Regions from separate parts of the Homo sapiens genome. Here region 2 is linked to region 1. Evidence: chromatin contacts called from ENCODE Hi-C or POLR2A ChIA-PET data. All regions are on one chromosome and are shown on one strand. Each heading gives the region's core, a stretch centred on a gene start or an enhancer-like site at or near the end of the contact. The rest is flanking DNA. Distances are from core to core; before and after follow the strand shown.

Region 1 (6,747 bases), core at 8-2,507:
TAGTCGATAGGAGATCACCCCCATTATTTCTCAGCCAGTTAATCTCGTGGTACTTTTGTTAGGAATATGATTAAAAGTGTTTCATATTTCCAGTATGAATACTTGTTTAAGTATTTATGGCTGAATGCATCTTTATCTTTATGATAGCAGCCTAAATATGCTTGTGTCCTACCCATAGATCTGTTCCTAAGTGTGGTATGCTTTGTGGCTGTGTTAGTGGCTAGAAAACAGATGGGGACATCCCGAAGGCAGCAGGCTAGTCTCCTCAAACTGTAGACATTTTTTTCTGATAGAGGGGCTTGAAGCCTTTAAGAGAGTCAAAGGAACTTCTGTGTTTCCAGAATCAGTTACTGATTTGTTGAGAATTGGGGCTTTATTTTTTTAGACTGTAGTTGCTAGCACCTGTATGTCACCTTTAGGAACCTTGACAGATGGTCCCCAACTTACTATAGTTCAAATTATGGTTTTTCAACTTTATTATCGTGTGAAAACTGGAAACTGTACTTTGAGTACCCACAGCCGTTGTTTTCACTTTCAGTACAGTCTTCAGTAAATGAGTTATTCATGCTTTGTTATAAAATAGGCTTTGTGTTAGATGATTTTGCCCAACTGTAGGATAATGTATGTGTTCTGAGCACGTTAAGGTAGGCCCAGCTAAGCTTTGATGTTCAGTAGGTTAGGTGCGTTAAATGCATTTTCATCTTATGATATTTTCAAATTATGATGGGTTTATTGGGACAAAACCCCCATTGTAAGTTGAGGAGAATCTGTACACCATAGTTTATTCATTCAACAAATAATTACTAAGTGCTTTTTAAGGCCAGAAACCTCAGTTGCTGCATTTATTTTCTAGTGGGGTGGGGGGGTCAATAAAATAACAAAGTAGAATATATATTTGGTTGCAGCAAATGCTATGCAGAAAAAAATAAAGCAGGTAAGAGGGATAAGGAGTACAGGGGAAAACAATGCAGTGATAAATAGGGTCATCAGGGAAAAAGGCCTAACTATGAAAGTGATATTTGTGTCAGGATGTGAAGTCAGCTGTGTGAGCATTTGTGGAAGATATTTTGGACAAAAAGAACAGCCAGTGCCAAAACTTTAAGGACAGAGACTGCCTGAAGTAATCCGGCAAGCAAACCAGTGTAGCTTCAACAGCAAGTGGTGAAGAGGACACAGGAGGTGAAGTCATAGACAGAAAAGGGAACTGAGGTAGGTGGAGACAGGTTGTGTGGAACCTAGTAGGCCTGTTGTGAGGATTGTAGCTCTTGCTCTAAGGTAGAATGCCAGTTCCTGCTTTGAGTAGAGGAGTGACATGATCTGATTAGTTTGTGGACAGAAGCAAAAAAAAAAAAAAGAGTTAGGGGGCTACTATAATAACCTAGTGAGAGAATGGTGTCTTGGGTTCCAGTGGTGGTGGTAAAGTGTGAGAATTAAGGTTCAATTCTGGATATATTTTGAAGTTAGAGCAGGTAGGATTTGCTGATGGGCTGGATGTATGGGTTATAAAAGAGGAAGGAATTTTTGGTCTGAGCAAGTGGATGGAAGGTATTGCTCTTTACTGAGATGGGAAGACTGGGAAAACTAGGTGGGAGCAGGGGAGAAGATCGGAGTTCAGTTTATGTTACTGTGATAAAGATAATGAGATGCTGAAACATTCTCTCTTTGAATCTAGCTGTATTTTTTGGTATTGCATATTGTAAAATTTCGTGGTAAGTACATGTTTTACATTTGTCAAAATTCAAAACAAAGCGAACCTTGATGTAAATGGACTTTGGTTAATAAGAATATGCAAGTATTGGCTCATTAAGTATAATAAATGTGCAAAGGAAATGGAAGGGAGGGTATATGGGTACTCTGCTGTCTACTCAGTTCATTAAACCTCAAATTACTTTAAAATATAGTCTATTAATTTAAAAAATTAATCATGTTAACTTACACTATCATGTTTTCTTTGATTGTTGAGGTCATTTCTGGGGGTCTGTCTTTTATTTAGTGACAGCATGTTGACTTGCCCCTCGCTCCCACTTGTTTCTGACATAATTTCATACCAAGCATATATCCACAGTAGACCTCCTTTCTTTCATGGAAATGCACAGCTTATATAAATATATTGTAGAAAATTGCTGCTTTTACTTAGACTAAAAGACACAAGAGTCCCCTGTAACAAACAGCTTGAAGTTATTTCATTTCACTGAGGTTTGTACAGGGTTCCTGAAACTGTCCTGTTTCAGGAGCTGCCAGATAACCTGATCCTAGAGTGAAACTCACTTTGGCATTCAGATTTTGTCTATGTTGATATACCTCAACAGTTTAAGATTCTTTTTTAACTTACATGGCTCCATGAAAGAGGGATGTGATGTTTCAGTGTTCAGTTTTGGTAGCTATTAATTATCCCTTGTAGCCTTCCACTTAGAAGTGATACTTTCAGATTGAACATTGTTTCTTAAGTTTTTTCCTTTCCACCCCTCTCTCTTCTTCTTCAGAAATAAAGCTCTGCATGTGTGTTGGTGTGTTTTAAGTATAATTTTTAATCTGTTTGTGGAACCACAGAAATGGATCCAAGAGGTAGGTAAGGTCTTAAATTGAATTTGATGTTAAATAAGCTGGCCTTTGACCCATAGGCAATGAGTGAGGAGCACCGTTGGGTGTAAGACTAGAAGCAGAAATACTAGGCATTTTAGAGGCCAGGTGAAGGGTGAATAAGGACATTTAGGTCAATTGAAATAAAAAGAAAAAGACAGATGTGAAATGTAGAAGGACTTAATTATGGTAGGAACTTAGTGATTTGGAGCCTGGCAGCCTGAGCAGGAAGGTGAAAACATTGACAGTAGGCAAGTTTAGAGGAAGAGCTAGTTTTAGATGAAAGATTGGAATTTGTACAAGTTGAATTTTAGATGAAGTGTAGTGGTTAAAATTCAGGACTCTGGGCCGGGTGTGGTGGCTCACGCCTGTATCCCCAGCGCTTTGGGAGGCCGAGGTGGGCAGCTCTCTTGAGGTCAGGAGTTTGAGAGCAGCCTGGCCAACATGGTGAAACCTCGTCTTTACTAAAAATACAAAAATTAGCTGGACGTGGTGGCGTGCACCTGTAATTCCAGCTACCCGGGAGGCTGAGGTACGAGATCAGTTGAACCTGGGAAGCGGAGGTTGCAGTGAACCAAGATTGCGCCTGGGCAACTGAGCGAGACTCCCCATCTCAAAAAAAAAAAAAAGAAAAAGAAAATTGAGGACTCTGGAGCCAGATTACCCGTATACAGATGTAGATTTTACCTGTGCTTGCTTCTCTGACAAATGACCTAACCCCTTGACAAATGACCTCTTTTTCTCCATCTGTAGTATGGGGATAGTAGGCACCGTTTCATAGAGTTGTTATAATGATGAAATGATGAAAAGTCATGTAATGTTGTAGCACAATGCCCGGAACAAAGGAAGCATTCAGCAAAAGCTGCTATGTATAGGATCCAGCTGGAGAAAGCAAATTCAGTAGAAAATATTAAGGCTGGTGATACACATTTGTTAGTCATAAAATATTGGAGCTACGTGGGATCTTTTACCACAATTTTTGTTTACCCCTGTTATTTTATCCATGAAGTGTAGAAGAGGTCATTAAACCTTGAGAAATGGATAAGGCCCATGAGAAAGAATGTAGAATAGAAAATTTGGACTAGCAACTTAATCTAGGATTATTCTTAAATTTAGTGTAGGGCAATGGTTTTCCACCTCTGATAGAGGGAAGCAGTGCACTGACTATTGGTTGTTTATCCGTCGGCTTTTCTACTCTTCCTTGCCTCCCTCCCCCATTAATGGAATCTCCAATATTGTTTAAGTATCCTGTAATTGTGTAATTCAAAGGATGCTAGGCCTCTCTCTGGCTTCAGCAAGGAAAGTTCATCAAAATGTGGTCTCTAGACCATCAAAGTGTAGTCTTTGGACCATCACCTAGAAATCTGCTAGAAATGTAAATTCTGGGACCCCATTTCAGATGTCCTGAGTCGGAAACTCTGGGGGTGGGGCCCACCAATCAGCGTTTAGCAAGCCCTGCATGCTTAAAGTTTGATCTCTAGTGTAGGGCTTCCAACTGAGATAACTTTAGAAGATAAAGCATCTAATGTAAATGAACCAAGCTTTCAGATTAGGGATGATTTTGAACTGTGTATCATGTGCCACATCTGAAGGGATTGGCTACTGTTTAGCTAATAGTCATTAAGAGGCTTGCAGACCCAGTGCTGGCAGATCTTGTGTTTGTGTGCAATAGATTTTAAAATGCTGGCAACTTACTGAATTTTTTTTGACACACTTGTGAAGGCCGAAGAAAACCCAACTACAAGCAAATAAAACTAACGTCGGGAACATGACCCTCAGTTAGTGCTCTTTTATCTAAGAGTTTAAAAACATTGTGTGTAAAGCTTGCTTCATATCACAGATTATTACCTTAGGTTAAATTTCTAGATGTGGACTTTTTCTGGGGTGGGGGTAGTGGGGAGTGGTCATGGGATAATGACAGTTTTAAGGCTTTTGAGAAATGTTATGTTCTCCAGAATGAAACTGCTGTTTTGTCAGCAGTGTTCTGAAGCCTAACAGATAGTAGTTTTTAAAGAATTTCCAATTTAATAAACAAAAAAGACATTCTTGGATTATTTTATTTGGTTGATTTAGTAGTGTATTTCTTTTGTATTTATTTGTCACTTTTTTATATAAAGAAATCTGTAAATCTTTGTGTCTTTTTGAGTTATTTGAAAGGGTTTTTTTGCATTTTAAAAGCATAATTAAAATGCAAATTGTTTTCCCTAGCTTTTTATTTATTTATGTTTTAATTTTTATGGTTTTTGAATGATAGAAGTTTTAAATTTCTTTAGTCAGATCCATCAGTCTTTGTAAAATACCGTTTTAAAAGCCTGGGCTTTTCATTGGAATTAGATAGACTCTCTGAAAATCTTTGGCTGCTTTGCGAGGCATGCACATGGTTACTGCTGTGAACTATTCATGAATAGGATATCCCCTTCTCCACCTGCCACTGCCACCATCACTAATATCTATTTAACAGACCTTTATTGAATGCTTACTGCATACATAAAAGGAAACTATTAAAATGGTGTGGATACATCAGTGAATAAAACAAAGACGAATTCCTACTCTCTTGGAATTTACGTTACTGGAAGGAGAGTCCATACACAAATTTGTGAGATAGTTTCTTCACCCATAAGTCTGGCAGCTTTTAAGGAATGGCTAGAAAGCTTTGCTTGGCTGGGTTGCTTCGTCAAGTACTGTGTGCACATGGCTGTTCAGCATGGAATTCTCAGGGTTATAATATCTCTTAACATGAAGTCTCTGTGCTCAGTTGAAGCTGCATACCCATTTATAACCTGTCCTGGAAAGTCATCTAGTACCACATCCACCATATTCTGTTGACCAAAGTGGTCACAAGCTCCCTCAGATTTGAGGGGGAATTGACAGAAATCTGCCTCTCATTGGGAGAAGTGTCAAAGAATTTGTAACCCTTTTTAAAAACATTCCCTCATAAAAATTTTTTTCTTCACTTGTAATAAATGTAACTTTATACTTTCTAAAAATGTAATTTTCAAACATTACTTCAGTATTACTGTTGATTACTGAGATTATTTTGCCATTTAAAATATATTTTCAAACACTCTTTTGGAAGCTACAGATTTATAGATTTTTGTTGTACATTTAAAATAATTCCCTGCCAACAAGCTGTGAAAGGGAAAAGTAATGCAACTTTTATTCACTGATGGAAAAGTTCTTGAGCTGTATTGGAAAACTGATAAGAAATTGGAGGACTCTAAATGAGTTTTTAGAGTTAAGGTTAAAGATTGCATTGCACTTAAAAGTAAAGGGAACCTCTGGAAGAGGCTGGACAGAAGAGTCACAAGGTTGATAATGAATTGACTTATTATTCCTTCCTGATCTACTTTTAATATTTTGTGTCTTGATAGAAAACATTATTATAGTTTAATAATGTTTTGTTGTTGTTGGTTTTTGTTTTTTGAGACGGAGTCGCGCTCTGTTGCCCAGGCTGGAGTGCATTGGTGCCATCTCGGCTCACTGCAAGCTCCGTGTCCCGAGTTCACACCATTCTCCTGCCTCAGCATGCCTAGTAGATGGGAGTACAGGCACGCACCACCACGCCCGGCTAATTTTTTGTGTTTTTAGTAGAGACGGGGTTTCACCGTGTTAGCCAGGATGGTCTTGATCCTCTGACCTCGTGATCCGCCTGCCTTGGCCTCCCAAAGTGCTGGGATTACAGGCGTGAGCCACTGCGCCCCGCAGTAATGGTTTTTTTTGACTGTATGTCTGTTTCCTTTGAGGACTTTACGTGCTGAGCTATTTCTAATAAAATCTAAATAACTAACTTTAATTTTTGTGAAGTATAAAATCCTATCTCAGTTTGAAGTTGGGTCTAGTTTTCACTCTGTCGTAAGTTTTTCAGGTCAGTTGACTTATTTATAAGAGGCTTGGTTCCGGGGATTCTTCTCGTCTATGATTCTATAGTTAGTAACATGAGTTATAAAACCAATCAGAAAATGTGCCATAAATGGAAACGTTTCCACCGTAGTTTCCAACTCTGAATGCTCCTTATCCTCTGCTTTGTCACATTGGTAACTACTGTGGTGATAACTTACTGTCCAGCAGTTATGTGGCATTTGCCTGATGTCTGTATGCAGCTTAAGCATTTTGTGGTTACCCTCTGTGATGAGCCTAGAGATCTCTGGGGTAAATGTTAAAAGCGGT
Region 2 (7,642 bases), core at 4,318-6,817, 77 kb after region 1:
CTGTCTGTAATCCCAGCTACTTGGGAGGCTAAGGCAGGAGAATTGCTTGAACCTGGGAGGCAGAGGTTGCAGTGAGCCAAGATTGCACCATTGCACTCTAGCCTGGATAACAGAGCAAGACTCTGTCTCAAAAAAAAAAAAAAGTTTTGTCTGTGCGTGCCATGATATAATGTAGGATGGACGGCAGTGTTCTAGGAGAATATCTTCATACTGGCATTTATGTGGTAACGCGACAGCTTTGCAGGGTGTAGATAAGCACAAATCTTCGTTGTTAGCTTGTACTGTCTTTCTAAAGTTTGCCTCCCTGTTAAATCTCTGTGTCTGACAGCCCTCCTTTCCCACCTCCCTTCCCATACCTGTACCTCTCCCACTTGACAAAAGAAGAGCATTCCTTTTGGCCATATTGAGTCCCACTATGGGTCTTGCCCCAGAGTGTAAAAATCTTGAGGCTCGGTGTCGTGGCCCACGTCTTTAATCCCGTCACTTTGGGAGACCAAGGCAGGCAGATCACTTGAGGTCAGGAGTTCGAGACCAGGTGTGGTGGCTCACGCTTGTAATCCCAGCACTTTGGGAGGCCAAGACGGGCGGATCATGAGATCAGGAGTTCGAGACCAGCCTGGCCAACATGGTGAAACCCCTTCTCTACTAAAAATACAAAAATTAGCAGGGCGTGGTGGCATATGTCTGTAATCCCAGTTATTTGGGAGGAGAATCGCTTGAACCTGGAGGCCAGAGGTCGCAGTGAGTCAAGATCATGCCACTGCACTCCAGCTCGGGCGACAGAGCAAGACTGTCTCAAAAAAAAAAAAAAAAAAAAAAAAAGGTCTTGGATGGTGGGGACAACAAATAAAGAGATCATTTCTAAGAGTTCTCAGCACCTGAAGGAGAATCTCCCAGGTATTAAGCAAAAAAGTTTTGAATTTTAAAAATAAAATAGAGATAACTCAGGAACTCCTATCAACCAAGTCTTCTCTTAGAATTCTCCAAAAAGACTGCAACAGATCTACCAAACCAGAGGGTACCACTAAAAGATTGCAACTAAGAGATTTCCCTCTAACTCTTCGAGTGGCTGGGATGGGTCTGAGCTCAGTTACATGGTCCTATTCCTTGTCTGTCTTAGAATAAATACTGAGTTAATATCTAAAGTCTGATTAGCTAAATAAGTTTAAAAGAAGTTTTTTTTTTCAATTAATGAAGCTAAATATATTTACATGCCAAAGTTTTGATAAAAATGTTTTTAAAGCATTATGTAGTATTCAAATATAATCTTTACAACTATCTGAAATTATGATTTTTTAAAAATCACATATCAAATGGGGGTGCATGAGCAAAGACATTTTGAAACCACTATTCTAGATGGAAGCCAGCGCTTTCATAATCTGGATTGGTTTCATTGAATTTTCACGTAATCTCATGATCTGTGCCCAGCCTACAGAAGGTAGGAATTTCCTCTCAAATCACTGGTGGGTTTTTGTTTTTGTTGTTGTTTTGTTTTGAGACAGAGTCTCGCTTTTGTTGCCCAGGCTGTAGTGCAGTGGTGTGATGTTGGCTCACTGCAGCCCCCACCTCCTGGGTTCAAGCAGTTTTGTCTCAGCCTCCCAAGTAGCTGGGACTACAGTCGTATGCCACCACGCCTGGCTAATTTTTTTGTATTTTTAGTAGAGATGGGGTTTTACCATGTTGGCCAGGCTGGTCTCCAACTCCTGACCTCAGGTGATCCACCCGCCTCGGCCTCCCTAAAGTGCTGGGATTACAGTCAGGAGCCACTGCACCTACCCTATTGTGTTTTATCAATATGTTAATGAATTATGTTATGGCTGTTTGTGTATTTGCTTTCTGTTATTTAAATTTTAGGGACCAGGCACAGTGGCTCACACCTGTAATCCTGGCACTTTTGGAGGCCGTGGCGGGTTCATCATCTGAGGTCAGAAGTTTGAGACCAGCATGGGCAACATGGCAAAACCCTATCTCTACTAAAAACACAAGAATTAACTGGGCGTGGTGGCACACGCCTGTCGTCCCAGCTACTCAGCAGGCTGAGGTGGGAGGATCAGCTGAGCCCAGGAAGTCTTGGCCGCAGTGAGCCATGATTGAGCCAATGCACTGCAGCCTGGGGAACGGTAGTGAGACCCTGTCTTGGTGGCGGGGGGAGTGGGGAAGGGATGGGATGTAATCTCCCTGAGGATAAGGGCTCCATGCTGTTCTTCATAATATCTCCCAGGTAGTCTGTAAGTTTTTTTTTTGTTTTTTTTTTTTTTTTAATTTTTATTTTTTAGATACAGGGTCTTGCTCGGTGCCCTAAGCTGGAGTTCAGTGGAGTGATCACAGCTCACTGCAACCTTGACTTCCTGGGCTCTAAACAGTCCTCCCACTTCAGCCTCCTAAGTATCTGGGACTACAAGTGTGCACCACCACAACCTGCTTCCCCGCCTCCCGCCCCCTACAAAGATGGGGTCTTGCTATATTGCCCAGGCTGGTTTTGAACTGAGCTCAAGTGATCCACCCATCTTGGCCTCTCAAAGTGCTGGGATTACAGGTGTAAACCACCACGCCCGGCCTGAACTTTTTCTTCAAGGGCCATATGGTAAATATCTTAGGCTTTGCAGGCCATATAATTGATGTCAGTTCATGTCACAACTGCTCAACCCTGTCATTGTAGCACAAAAGCAGCCATAGACAATATGTGAACAAATGAACCTGATTGTGTTGCAACAAAAGTTTATTTATAAAAACAATCATTGCTAACCCTTGTCCTAGAGAGAATCCTTCTAATTGACAGTTGATCAAACATTAGATAACTATAATCCCCTGTTCTGCATCTGTTCTTCAAATGATTGCATTTCTGGCCACCTAAATCCAGTAGATACCGGGATTTTTGGCTTTTGTTACCAAAACCCCCTAGCTGTGATAAGGATGTGGTGTAATATTCCTGTGGCCATGTGATTTCTTGTAAGAGAAAGGAAACAGAAAACCTGGAACACATGGATAGTCAGGAGCTGGTGGAGCAATAAATAAACTTGAACACAATGAGTGGAAAACACTAAAACATTTTCCTCTGTGCTTCAGATTCCAGAGTCACTGACTTTTACCTTCCCTTGCCATTGGATTTATGTAGCCCATGTAACTGCAGTTACTATTTGTATAGCATTTTAAAGTTTGTAGTACTCTTCTCATATTTGTCTCATATGCTGCTTTCAAAATTCTTTTTTTTTTTTTTTTTTTACTTTTGAGACAGTTTTGCTCTGTCACCCAGGCTGGAGTGCAGTCGTGCAATCTCGGGTCACTGCAACCTCCGCCTCCCAAGTTCAAGCAATTCTCCTGCCTCAGCCTCCTGAGTAGCTGGGACTACAGGCACGCGCCACCACGCCCGGCTAATTTTTGTACTTTTAGTAGAGATGGGGGTTTCACCATATTGGCCAGGAGGGTCTTGAACTCCTGACCTCGTGATCCACCCGTCTTGGCCTCCCAAAGTGCTGGGATTACAAGCATGAGCCACCGCACCTGGCTTTTTTTTTTTTTTTTTTTTTTTTTTTTGACAGAGTCTCACTCTGTCACTCAGGCTAGAATGCAGTGGTGTGGTTTTTGGCTCATTGCAGCATCGGCCTCCCAGGATCAGGTGATTCTCCCACTTCAGTGGGTAGCTGGGACTACAGGTGCACACCACCATGCCTGGCTAATTTTTTGCATTTTTAGTAGAGAAGAGGTTTCCCCGTGTTGCCCATGCTGGTCTCAAACTCTTGGGCCCAAGCGATCTACCCATCTTGGCTTCCTAAAGTGCTGGGATTATAGGCATGAGCCACCATGCCCGGCCCAGAAATTTTGTAAGGTGTTACTTCAGTGTTAGTGCTCAAGGAACAGGCTTGGTAAGGTTGTGGCTTATCTAAAACTAAATGGCTAATGGGTTTGAATGCCTTCACAGTTCAGACCCAGATTATCTGATGCCTGTCCTTCCTTTTACTATATTTCAAGTTCCTTTCCAGACAGATTATTAAGAGGAGTCAGATTTTTACCCTTTTTGGGATTCTGGCTACAGACAGCGCCACTAGGAAGACTTAGGAATGTTTGTTGGGTTACTCTCTGAATTACTGTGTTGAATTGTATAGTCTCATACTTGAAGAAGGACAGGAAGCCCGGACACTTAAGCACACTCATTGGATATCACCTGCTAAACAGAACAGTCATTTCTTTGTCAACAGCATTACCACATACAGTTGCAAATAACCTCCCCCACCCTCAGATATACCCAGACTGTGTGTCTCTCAGCTCCTGTTCCATCATTCAGCATCTCTACTAAGAGGTTCCATTTCCCTTGAACATTTTCTGTCCTGCTGACTGCAGGACACTATAGATCTGACATGAATGCTGCCCTGCCGCATACCTTACACCTCCCACACCATCATTCAGAGCAACTACAGGCAGCAATGAGGGGGAATGGAAAGAAAGATAGGGAACACTCCCCCTTTTCTGGTCTTTATGGTTTTTATTTTCCTGCATCTAATCCTATTTGTTTTTCTGTCTATGTCTCACACACACACGAAGAGCTTCTAGCTATGGCCCTGGGGTTTGGACGAAAAAGTTGGTCATTAAATTCTCCTTATGAGACTGTGGAGATATATATATATTTTTACATGTAGGCTCTATTAACTACTGTATTTGCCTGTAGATTAATTACACCTCAGTTGGTTGACCTGAAGACCTGATTACCATGTCTAATATTATTCCTGTTGGAATAATTTTGCTTTGACCCAAACAACTGCCACATTCAGAATGCAGTCCATTTGGAAATCAGAAGATTCCCATGGGTGCAGAGATAGCCAACTCCAAAGGGCACCATTCACATAATATCCCGTGTAAATAACACACCCCCTGAAGTCTTGGGATTCCCTGTACATCATTGTATAGCAGTAAATAACAGTGAAGGCTAGCAGCTTGGCATACGACTGTGTAGGTCAAACATTTGTGTGGTAGATTTTACTACTGGGCCACCCTTACAACCTCTTCTCTAGAAGATGTTTTAAAGTGGCAGGATTTCCAACTTTTTTTTTTTTCATAACAAGGTTAAAAATGATTTTGATTCATTGATTCCATATAGTTACATTTATACCAGACATAAAGGCAGAAAATTGTTTGAATGTGATACTTAGCTGTTTTCTGGCCCCATAGGACAGATATTTTTTTAAGTAGTTTTAGTGCTGTTTCCTAACCAGTTTGTGTAGTTTGTTAGAATAACAACCAACTGCTGCTTTTCATCCTGGAGTTGTGCCTCGCACCTTGACTGTACCTCAGCCCCTCTCATTAAGTGTGTGTGGGTGATAGAAATTGAGGGACTGTGTTATAGCCAACTCTACGCCTGGCTGTGGAAGGTGGAGAGACTAGGGTATAATAACCTGTTAGTATTCCAGCAGGAAGGGGGCTTTGTTTTATCACCTCAAGTAATCAAATCCAGTTAATCCTTAGTTGGAAATGTAGAGGATATATAACCTTGGAGAAAAGCTTGTTAACTTTATAAAAGGGGCTTAATAAGAGCACCACCTGCTGGCCATGAAGATCTGTGGTATTTTGAGAGAGCTTGCCAAACCCTGCACATGAGGCTACAGCAACTTCCCAGCAGGAGGAAGAAGTGAGCATTACAAAACACCCGGAAAAAGTGCGCCTGAGAAAATGGTGGAAAGTAAGGAGCCAGACAGCCAGGTGAATCGTGGAATGTCAGACCCTAGTCATCCTGAAGTCAGGGTCTTCTCATTCATCTTTCATTTTGTTTGAGGAAACAGTAACTTAAGGATGACATTAGTAATTCGTCTTATTTTCCTGTTATTTACCTGATAAGGATCAGCACCCTCTTCTCTGAAAATAGCAGTTTACCTATGTGGGTATGGAATGTAGGAGACCTCTAGCTGAATGGATCTCTGGTGTGTTCTCTTCCATTTCATATCCCTTTTTTTGCTTACTTTCAGGTCCCGTATCCAGTCTATTTTAGATTTTTAACTCTTCACAGAACCTAGGTATTATCACTTACTAGTTAGTATATGAACTCAACCAGCAATTCCTAAGATATCTTTTTTTTTTTTTTTTACTGACTGGGGGATCTAACTGGGTTCCTGTTCACTCTTAACATGGAAGCAATTAAAAGGCAACACAGCAAACTTCTAACAAAGTCTAGCAGCTGGAGTTCCTTAAACTGTTTATACTGGGTTTAAAGAGGAATCGCTCTTGATTCCGCTTAATACGTCAACTGGAGAGTACAAGGTAGTGTTCCATGACTTGGGTTCTACAATGTGCCAACTTGCACTTAAGAGCATTTAGTTGAGGGGAAGGGTTTAGGAGTGGAGTTCCAGTTGAAGAGTCATTGACTAAACATTTTAGAGTTGAGAGACTCATAGCAGTCATATAATCTAGCAGTAACAAATAGATGTCCTTTCTTGTGCCTATTCAAATGAATTGACAGTAACTGTCTGGAGTTATTTAATGTATTGTTTGGGAAGAATCTGAGGTCTCCAGTACAACAGGAAAGACAGCTGTGTTTGTACCTCCAGTACAACAGGAGGGTTAGAGAATGAATGCTAGAATGTTGCCAGCCCTGATCTAGCCCCACTGCCTCATTTCACAGGTGGAACTAAAGCCCAGCTGAATGATTTGTTCTTGCTTTCTCCTTCTACTCGAGATAGAACCAGGACCTGAATCCAGGCCTACTTGTTTCTAGTCATTGCTGTTTTCACTATAACCAGGTCTCTCATATCCCTGTCCCTTTTTTTTTTCCTGGCTTCATTTTCAGATTTGGGAGAACGATGGGGGAAAATAAAAGGAAAAAATAAAATCTATGTTTTTTGGAGTTCCATTACATATATATACAAAACATACACAGCCTTTGCCAAGTGGGAGTAACTCTTCTGCTGACAAAGGGGTATTGTGGGATGGGCAGAAGTGACCTCGTCTCCTTTCTTGAGCCTCTTTTATACATTCCAGCTCAGCCCAGCTTTCAGATTGTTTTACAGGGCCGAATGCTTCTAGACAATGCTTTATTTCCTAGGATTTGGTATAGCTGAGTTTTTAAGTGTGGAAAAGAGTGATTATGAAAAATGTTTGAGAAGACAGCACTGTCCTCAGAGACTGTGTTTTTACACTTGGACAGGTAGCAAATGTTTGTTTTCATTAAAACTTTAATAGTTTTCCTAATTTGTTTCACTGTCATAAAGCCCAGCAATCATGGAGCTGAGGGTGCTTACCCACTGGGAAAAATCATCCCTGAGAATGTTAGCTTTTTTTTTTTTTTTTTTTCCCCAACTCAGATTTTTATTCCAGTCCTGGAAGGCCTAACATTCAGTCCTCGAAGGCATAACATTCAGTGTCATGAAATTCATCATCTATACCATAGGCAGGAGTGGCTAAATTTCTTTTACTCTGCAGAACTGGCTTGGAAAATATTTTGTACTGTCTATTTCTTGGGAGTAATTTGAGAAATAATTGACTTTACTACAGAATCCTCTCCATCCTCTGGATCAGTGAGTAGCCTCAAGGTATATTGTCTAAGAGTATGGGCTTTAGGGTTGTATAATCTTGAGTTTGAAAGTTGGTTGTTACTCATTAAACTATGTAACCTTGGACATAGTTAATGTACCTTTCTGCACCTGTTCCCTATCTTTAA

Evidence for each region. Hi-C counts contacts between places; a loop is a spot of excess contacts on that map. ChIA-PET counts read pairs that join two places held with the same protein, here RNA polymerase II (POLR2A). Pooled maps may share reads with other maps.
Region 2: a pooled map shows a loop between it and region 1 (2.4-fold over the local background). The contact joins two enhancer-like sites. A Hi-C loop is called at or near these places in 3 of 168 maps with a recorded cell type or tissue (endothelial cell of hepatic sinusoid, head of caudate nucleus and pancreas), 2 of 37 single-sample maps with no recorded cell type and 7 of 50 pooled maps. POLR2A ChIA-PET finds 5 or more read pairs at or near these places in 7 of 52 experiments (Caco-2, GM12878, HEK293 and 4 more).

What each region holds. Positions count from the first base shown.
Region 1 is chr17:46,115,786-46,122,532 of GRCh38, reverse strand. All of the region lies in intron 2 of KANSL1 (KAT8 regulatory NSL complex subunit 1), which reads left to right. Among named protein-coding and RNA genes, the nearest start is that of KANSL1, 74 kb to the left of the region's middle. Within about 2 kb of position 1,257, at least 3 of the 41 ENCODE cell types and tissues checked have a DNase peak (open chromatin) inside an H3K27ac peak, as active enhancers do.
Region 2 is chr17:46,042,421-46,050,062 of GRCh38, reverse strand. The region is part of intron 7 of KANSL1 (KAT8 regulatory NSL complex subunit 1); the gene reads left to right. Among named protein-coding and RNA genes, the nearest start is that of STH, 47 kb to the right of the region's middle. Within about 2 kb of position 5,567, at least 11 of the 41 ENCODE cell types and tissues checked have a DNase peak (open chromatin) inside an H3K27ac peak, as active enhancers do.